Linked DNA regions of Homo sapiens: regions 1 and 2 are each linked to region 3. A link is a contact called in ENCODE Hi-C or POLR2A ChIA-PET data. All regions are on one chromosome and are shown on one strand. The core of a region is the stretch at or near the end of the contact, and the rest is flanking DNA. Distances in the headings are between cores, read along the strand shown.

The links. Hi-C counts contacts between places; a loop is a spot of excess contacts on that map. ChIA-PET counts read pairs that join two places held with the same protein, here RNA polymerase II (POLR2A). Pooled maps may share reads with other maps.
Region 1: a loop to region 3 is called in a pooled map, with 2.0 times the contacts of the local background. The contact joins the promoter of ARHGAP30 here to the promoter of CFAP126 in region 3. A Hi-C loop is called at or near these places in 1 of 50 pooled maps. POLR2A ChIA-PET finds 5 or more read pairs at or near these places in 4 of 52 experiments (A673, BJ, HepG2 and 1 more).
Region 2: a loop to region 3 is called in a map of A673, with 4 times the contacts of the local background. The contact joins the enhancer-like site here to the promoter of CFAP126 in region 3. A Hi-C loop is called at or near these places in 2 of 168 maps with a recorded cell type or tissue (A673 and CD4-positive, alpha-beta T cell) and 2 of 50 pooled maps. POLR2A ChIA-PET finds 5 or more read pairs at or near these places in 2 of 52 experiments (CD8-positive, alpha-beta T cell and PC-9).

The regions. Positions count from the first base shown.
Region 1 is chr1:161,068,586-161,071,459 of GRCh38, forward strand. It overlaps ARHGAP30 (Rho GTPase activating protein 30), which reads right to left and starts at 1,306. Exons shown (of 12, transcript NM_001025598.2): 1 at 943-1,306. The coding sequence starts at 1,039. NECTIN4 (nectin cell adhesion molecule 4) reads right to left here. Exons shown (of 9, transcript NM_030916.3): 9 at 2,413-2,874. RefSeq lists an enhancer at 599-1,145 and a silencer at 1,042-1,191.
Region 2 is chr1:160,996,055-160,998,754 of GRCh38, forward strand. It overlaps F11R (F11 receptor), which reads right to left. Exons shown (of 10, transcript NM_016946.6): 10 at 1-2,700. Among named protein-coding and RNA genes, the nearest start is that of F11R, 24 kb to the right of the region's middle. Within about 2 kb of position 1,402, at least 19 of the 41 ENCODE cell types and tissues checked have a DNase peak (open chromatin) inside an H3K27ac peak, as active enhancers do; they include PC-9, where a contact is called at or near this core.
Region 3 is chr1:161,366,478-161,369,177 of GRCh38, forward strand. It overlaps CFAP126 (cilia and flagella associated protein 126), which reads right to left and starts at 1,399. Exons shown (of 5, transcript NM_001013625.4): 1 at 1,365-1,399; 2 at 1-24. The coding sequence starts at 1,391.

The DNA of each region.
Region 1 (2,874 bases), core at 56-2,555, 300 kb before region 3:
AAGAATTATGCCTTTCTCTAGGAGGAGCTTGAAGTGCCAAAAACAAGCTGGGCTGGGCAGCCAGGGTGCCTGGGTTCAATTTCAAATTGAATCAAGAAATGATTTTGAGTGGCTGCTCCATGCCAGGCCCCGTTGTGAACCTGATATTGTCCCTGGTCCTTCTGGCTTCAAAGCCCACTCTAAGGTAACCCAGGGAGGGAGCTGGGTGAGCTCCACAGACAGCTCCACACCCACCCTCCTTTGCACCCTCCACCTCCAGCTTCAAGCCAGGCCTCACACCCTCTCTTTCATTCTTCCCCATTTCAGCAGCTTCTCCCCTTGCCCCCCACTTTGAACCTGTTTCTCTTTTGCACAGGGACAACAAGAGAATCACAAAGACTAGGGGCAGAGGTTGTTTCCAGCCCGACATCATCCCCTGCGGCCCAGCAAGGCTGCAGTGGGAACAGAGCCCATGACCTTGTCCTTGGGTGTTCTCCAGCCAGGAAACCACCCGCCTCAAGGGCCATCTTGAGACCCTTCTGGGGCCATTTCCCTGTCTCCTTTCATTCAGACCTAAGGATAATCATTTCCCCTTCAGCCACTCCTCTCCTGACCCTGTCGCCTCACCCTCCCTCTCCTGTTCCCAGTCACCTGCCCGCTGTTTCATCCACTCCTCCTCGGTTTCCAGTCTCTCCATCCTCCCCCTCACTGCTACCTGGGTACTCACATTCTCATCCCCTCAGCCACCCCATCCCCAGAAAGTTACACAAGGGAGCCGCCCTGCCTTCTTCACTGAGCCACATTTCCTGTCTTGCCCACTTACAGTTCTCTTGAATGGTGACCCCAGGCCACTGCCCCTTCCCCAGGAGCACCGGAAACTGCTTCTGCCCTTCAGGCTGGATCGGGCTGCAGATGCCCAGTGCCTCCCCACCCACCCTGCAGAAGCTGAGCCGGCCTCCTTACCCTCCTGGCCTGAGTGCTGCAGGTGCTCCTGCAAGTCGCACCCAAAAACCCGCTCCTTTGCGCTGCCCTTCTTCTTTCCTTTCTGCCGAGACTTCATGGCCAGAGCCCCAGGGCACTGGCCCGGTCACCTCTATCCCCCAAGACCTGTGCCCTACCAGTCCCCCATGGGATCCCAGCCAGCTGCTGGGCTTGGCCCGGCCCCAGGGGGGCAGGGCTCCCAATTGGGGGTGGAGGGTGGCCTGGGCAACGGGCAGCAGCTCCTGCCCCTGGGGCCCCGGCCACACGGAAGTGGCTGTTGAAGAGGAAGCTACCAGGACCCTGGCAAGAAATTGTGTCCTGTGTCTCGTGGCCCAGCCTGGCACTCGCCCTCCTCGCCCCGCTCAGCTTTAGGGGGCAGGAAGCAGTGCAGCTCCTTAACCCACTTCCTGTTAGAGCATCTTTGCAACCACAGGGCCTAGGGTGGGGGAGGTAGCTGACATTCACATCCTCACCCTTTGCTTGGACTTCATTCATTGGTCAGGGGAGGTGATGTCAGAGCCCTGGGGTGGGGTGATGGCGTCTGTGGTGTGAGCAGGTGACCAACTCCCTTAGAGACCAGAATTCTTGGGTCCAAGGTAGAGACCTGGGGCTTGCCTGGGAGCAAGTTGACACAGGGCTGTAAAAAGCACACTCACAAGGGAGGATGCCTGGGTTCTGCCTCTGATGGATCTAGCACCTCAGTCAAATCGCATTACTTCACTGAGCCTCAGTTTCCAAACCTAGGAAAATGAAGGGAGCAGACTAGAGGACCTTTAAATCCTCCCACCTCTAAGAGTCTGTAAAACTCATTTAACTTGAGTTTCAGTTTCTTTACCTGTAAAAAAGGGTACACTGCTGCCTATTTCACATAGCTGTTGTTGAGTCTCCAGTACAATAAGGAATTCAGGCTGGGCGCAGTGGCTCACGCCTGTAATCCCAGCACTTTGGGAGGCTGAGGCGGGTGAATCACCTGAGGTCAGGAGTTCGAGACCAGCTTGGCCAACATGGTGAAACCCTGTCTCTACTAAAAATACAAAAACTAACTGAGCATGGTGACGGGTGCCTGTAATCCCAGCTATACGGGAGGCTGAGGTGAGAGAATCGCTTGAACCTGGGAGTCGGAGGTTGCAGTGAGCTGAGATAGTGCCACTGCACTCCAGCCTGGGTGACAAAGTGAGACTTCATCTCAAAAAAAAAAAAAAAAGGAATTTAAAACACTTTGCAAACTAAGGTACTGGCCATCCTCGAAAGGGTTCTTAGCTTCACTTTCCTACCAGGGGACTCTCAGAGATGGCCAAAGGCCTTGTGGAGGCCAATTCTTTCCCTTCCCTCCCAGCTACAGGCATCCTAAGTCTTCCCCTACTTGGGACTACAGGAAGGATGGTACCGAGACAGAGAGTATGTGACTCAGAGCTTACACAGTTCAAGGGGCAAGACAGGAGCCAGACAGAACAAGTTTTGTCTGTTTATTTAAAAACAGAATATCATTTTATGTACAAATATGCACATATTTACATAAAATGTACATGTTAGGATCTTAGATCTTCAGGCTCCACATTCGAAGTCCTAGGCTGGCTGGGGAACGAAGGATGGGAGCCTCTCCCTTAGGCCAGAAATCCAGCAGATTTCAGACTAAGAAGAGTTTGGGTACTAAATCTAGGTATTCTGGCTGAGTGTATCTGGGTGGGCCAGCTAAAAATAAACCTCATTGAACTCCAGCCCCAACCCAGAGAAACATCCAGAAGAGCCTTGAATTAGTGATCCAAAACCCAGGGGGAAAGGCGACATTCTCACCCCCAGCACCTCCTTCACCTCACCTCAACTCCTACTCTCTCGGTCTATAATCACTGCTCTCTCTCTCCCCAACACCACTATTGAACAGGAGCCCTTGTCACCAGGTCCAAGCAATTCCCT
Region 2 (2,700 bases), core at 152-2,651, 370 kb before region 3:
AAATTAAAACGTAATTATCAAGGTAATGGAAAGATATCCTAATCTCTTAATTAACAAGACTATCAGGAATATTTTGAATGTCCAATCACTCTAGGAGTCCCAATTCTCTTAAGGTAAGAACTTCAGGATTTAAACAAACTCAATGTGAAAATAAACATTTATTATAAAAATTAGTTTTGACATTTTAAAGTGAATGCAGACAAGGTGTTTTCCAGTTCAAAAGGTCCATTGTAAGCTAGAGAAGTAAATTCCAAGGCTGGCAATAACTGACTCATATTCTTCACAAGTGGCCTAGACAATAAGGAACCATTCACCTCAAATTCACAGAGCCATGAATCACCTCTGCTTCCCCATGACCTTTTCCATATCCTTCCTACTCTGTCTTCCAACCATGACACAGAACTGAAACATACTTTAAAAATCTCATCCTTGGCTAGGCACGGTGGCTCACATCTGTAATCCCATCACTTTGGGAGGCCAAGGCAGGCGGATCAAGAGGTCAGGAGTTTGAGACCAGCCCGACCAACATGGTGAAACCCTGTCTCTACTAAAAACACAAAAATTAGCCAGGCATGGTGGCACGCACCCGTAATCCCAGCTACTCAGGAGACTGAGGCAGGAGAATGGCTTGAACCCGGGAGGCGGAGGTTACAGTGAGCCAAGATCATACCACTGCACTCCAGCCTGGGTGACAGAGCGAGACTCCGTCTTTAAAAAAACAAAACAAAACAAAACAAAAAACAACAAACTCATCTTTACTGAACCATTTCATAAGCTCTACTTTATTTGTCTAGTTGGATTTCATTTCTTCTGGAAAATTTATTGTTTATTGGCATGTGACCCTTGACTGATGGCTTCATTAGCATTTTGTTTTTCTTTTTGGATCCTTAATAGAAAACTCAATTCTGTTAGGGATTTCCAAATAGGATAGGGCAAAGTCGCACTTAGTATATCCTCCACAGAAAGAAAGAAGCAAAATCAAGCCAAGAGGGCCCTTTACTTGTCCTCTTGCTAAGTTAATAAATAGACTGGTGGATGGTGGTAGATGGAGAAACAAAAATGTAAGGGCAGAGAAGGGTCCAAATGGGGAGGAAGAAAGCAATGACAGCCAGGCTGTCCGGCTCATTCCTGTTCATTCACATGCAGACCACCCATGATCTGGTCTTCAAATTTCTTCTGAATTCCACCCCACTAAATACAGTAGCAGTTACTACTTTAAACTACTACTAAAGCACTTGTTCTCCAAATGACCTGAGAAATCCCCTTGCCTCAGCTCTGGGACAGTAGTTCCTACAGCTGTAGGGAGGTCTGTTAATGCACCTGGCTGAACAGGAGGTACAAGAGTAAGTACCTTCTCTCACTTGGTGGAACAGGCCAAGGAGATCCCCCAAGTACAGCATCAGCTTCACCCTGTGTACCTTCCTCCAGCAAAGGAAGGCCTGGCCACAAGAGGGCTCTGGAATGAAGGCCTGAAATTCAGAAGCTCTGCCTTGAGATAAGAACCAGGAAGGGGCAGGACCAGGCACTGGGAACCAGCCCCAGGTTGCTGGGAAGCAAGGCTTTGAGGCATTTTCCTGTTGTACAAAGGAGCCTAGGAACCCTCAAAGACCTTTTCCCCTACTTACTTCCCACAAAAAAGAGCCTTGACAAACCAAGGTTTTATTTCCAGCAACATTCAGCTGATACAAACACATAGAAATACAATCTCACCAAAGAGCTAAGAAGCCCTCCAACACACGCCCAATTTCAGCATACAGCTAAGACTACACAACACACACACAAGCTCAACAAAGAGCTAAGACCACTACACACATCTCCACAGCACCACAGGCACATCTCAAAAGGGTCTGTCCAGTAGTTCCAGCCAAGGGAAGGGTGATGGCCTAAGCCACCAGCTCCAGCTTTCTTTTCTTTCTTTTTTTTTTTGAGCTGGAGTTTTGCTCTTGTTGCCAGGCTCCTGAGCAGCTGGGATTACAGGCATGCACCACTATGCCTGGCTAACTTTGTATTTTTAGTAGGGTTTCTCCATGTTGGTCAGGCTGATCTTGAACTCCTGACCTCAGGTGATCCGCCTGCCTCAGCCTCTGGGATTATAGGCGTGAGCCACTGCGCCCAGCCTCCAGTTTTCTTTTCTTTAGAGCAGCGGTTTTAAATCCTTTTGGCTTCAAGTTCTCTGAAAATTTACTATGCTCTCCACAACAAGAGCTCCCATTTTCCACAGACACAGTCAATGTCAGTCAGCTTGTATTCAGGAGGACAGGGCAGAGGGATCCCAGTGGCACTTCCCATGGGAAGACAGAAGAGAGTGGGCCCCAGAGATGGAAGGACCCCAGTGTCATCACCAAACAACCATTTCAGCCGCTCTAGCCTCTAATTCCCGCTCTAGAACAGCTGGCCCTGGTCGTCAGTACACAAGGAAAGAGCCCAGAACCAAGCTCAAGATACCTATTCAAAGATCCCTGCCAGCCAGGTGGGCAGTTGAGTGCAGATTCCTGCGACCCCCGCCATTTTTGCTGTCTACTTAGAAGGGAAGTCAATGGCATACCCAGGATTCCTTCCTGATCCCTCAAAGAAATGGGGAATAAACACTTTAAACAAGTTCCAGGCCACTCAGCAGTGGTAGGAAAGGGAGGGAGGGCATGAAGGAGGATGGGGCACATAGCTGACATTATTAAAAACACATCCGAAGAAGTAGGGGGC
Region 3 (2,700 bases), core at 149-2,648:
CTTGGATGAGAAAGCCTTTTCATACTGTGGAGAGAAAGATAAGTAGCCCTATGAGACTTCAAGGCCCCAAACCCAGGAAATGAAGACTAGGCACAATTCTTTAGATTTGAAGACCAAAGGCCTGACCAACCATGTAGGCTTTAAGTCACTATGACAAGGGTGTAATTTGTTTGGTCTAGATGTGTGCTGTCCAGCATGGAGCCGGGAGCCACATGGAGCTGTTGAGCACCTGAAATATGACTAGTTCAAATTGAGGTGCTTTGTAAATATGAAATATGCTGAATTTTTAAGTTTTTTTCTTTTCTTTTTTTTTTTGAGATAGGATCTTGGTCTGCCACCTGGGTTGGAGTCAGTGGCATGATCCTAGCTCACTGCAGCCTTGGACACCTGGGTTCAAGCGATCCTCCTCCCTCAGACTCACAGGTAGCTGGGACTACAGGTGCATGCCACCATGTCCAGCTAATTTTTAAATTTACTTGTAGAGACGAGGTCTCACCATATTGCCCAGGGTGGTCTCAAACCCCTGGCCTCAAGCGATCCTTGTGCCTCAGCCTCCCAAAGTGTTGGGATTACAGACGTGAGCTACAACACCCAGCAGGTTTTGGAGATTTAGTACAAAAAAAGAACGTAAAATGTCTGATTATAATTTTTTAAATACTGATTAAATGTTGAAATAATATTTGGATTTATTGGGTTAAATTCAATATATTTAAATTTTATGTTTTAATTTTTTCATGTAGCTACTAGAAAATTTAAAATTACATTTGTGGGTCGCACTCTTTTTGTTGGGCAGCACTGGTCTAGATCAGGAGTTGGTAAACTATGGCCTATGGGCCATATCCATATTGCTGCCTGTTTGGGGATGGCCTGAGAGTAAGGGTGATTTTTATAGATGAACATTTACAATTGATTCAGTCAAATGGAACACTAACTTTGAATCCCAGTTAAGTGAAATGTTTTCTCAACCCCCAAAATTCCATTATTTTCATTAGTAGTACAAAAAATTGTACTCAGTTATATTTTGAATTTGTCAAAAATGTTATGGAAAAATGTTTTTCTTTAATTATGCAAGTAGCTACAGAATATTTTTGACTTTGCCACTTGGCCTGCAAAGCCTAAAATTTTTACACTCCGCCCTTTTACAGAAAAAAAATTGCCAACTTCTGGTTTACACCCTACAAATTTAACCAAGAGATACCTTTGGATCGCCCCTGGGCTCTCTCTATCCCTGAGGAGGTAAAATATTATCTCACTCCACTCTCAGCTATCTGTTCAAAGATCAGAATCCTATGAGAGGGGACAGTCCAAAGATAGAATCTGAAAAACAAAAGTAAACGTTAAAGAAATGGAGAATGGGAACTTACCTGGTTGGCACTGTAGTTAGTGGCCATGATCTTGTGCTGTTTACACTCGTTGCTTGGCAACTGCAGAAGGCCGACCTCCTGGGACTACCAATGAGCAGAGGCTGCCTTTCTCTTCTGCTTATTATTATTCACTTCCTTGGCTCACACTGCCCCCATTTGTTTTCTCTGGAACTTAGATTCATTTTTATTTTACAGACGGGAAAGACTGAGTAAATGTGAGAAAATTAGCTGAATAGCCACTACTTTTTTTCTGGCATAACCTACCCCTGCTTAAGAACTTCCACGGGCCTTTGATTGGGGTTTTTAACCACTTTAACAAACCATGTAACCCTGAGAGCTATGCTTGTTGGACAACATGGTGTAATGTACCACAGGCTGTAGAGCCAGATACTGGGGTTTGAATCCTTATTCAACATGGGAACATAGGAGCTATATGACATTAAACAACTGTCTTGTCTTCACTAAATTTCTATCAACTCATTTGTATTGTGGGGATAATAGAGCCTGCTTTTACAGGGTAAGTGAGATAAAATGAATAAAGTGTCTAGACAATATCATAGCATAGTAGGTATTCAATCCTGGTGAGATCCTGTTTATAAGGCCCACTACTTTGTCTTATCAGGCAGAATAACAAAGGAACAATATTTAAAAAGCAACTAGCTCAAATCTGTCCCCAGAAGGAAAAACATATCTTGTCCTTGGTCCTTAAAAAATTTCCTCTGTCACTGTCTAGAATCAGCACCTAAGAACACAGGCGTTTAGTGTTGACTGGAATAAAATGGAATCGGGTGCTGGTGCAGGGAGATTGAGCAGGGATGAAGAGAGAAAATCACAGAGTGGAAAGGATCAGGTTTGGAGAGTTCAATGGGGGGCTGCCAGGACATAAGCCTAATATGTGTGGGACAAGGAAACCCCTCTGAAACTCATAAAATGGTATTGTAATACCCATCTATGAGGTGGTTAGGAGAATTAATAAGTAAGTAGAACTGTGCTTTGTGAATTGTAAAGTGAATTTATATATAAGGTGTCAAGATGAAAGGGAAAAACTAAGAAATAAGTTGCCCAAAGATATCATTAGGACCAGGAGACCATTATAAAGTATATCCAGGCCGGGCACGGTGGCTCATGCCTGTAATCCCAGCACTTTGGGTGGCCGAAGCAGACGGATCACAAGGTCAGGAGTTCGAGACCAGCCTGGCCAACATGGAGAAACCCTGTCTCTACTAAAAATACAAAAAATTAGCCAGGCATGGTGGTGCATGCCTCTAATCCCAGCTACTCGGGAGGCTGAGGCAGGAGAATTGCTTGAACCCGGGAGGCGGAGGTTGCAATGAGC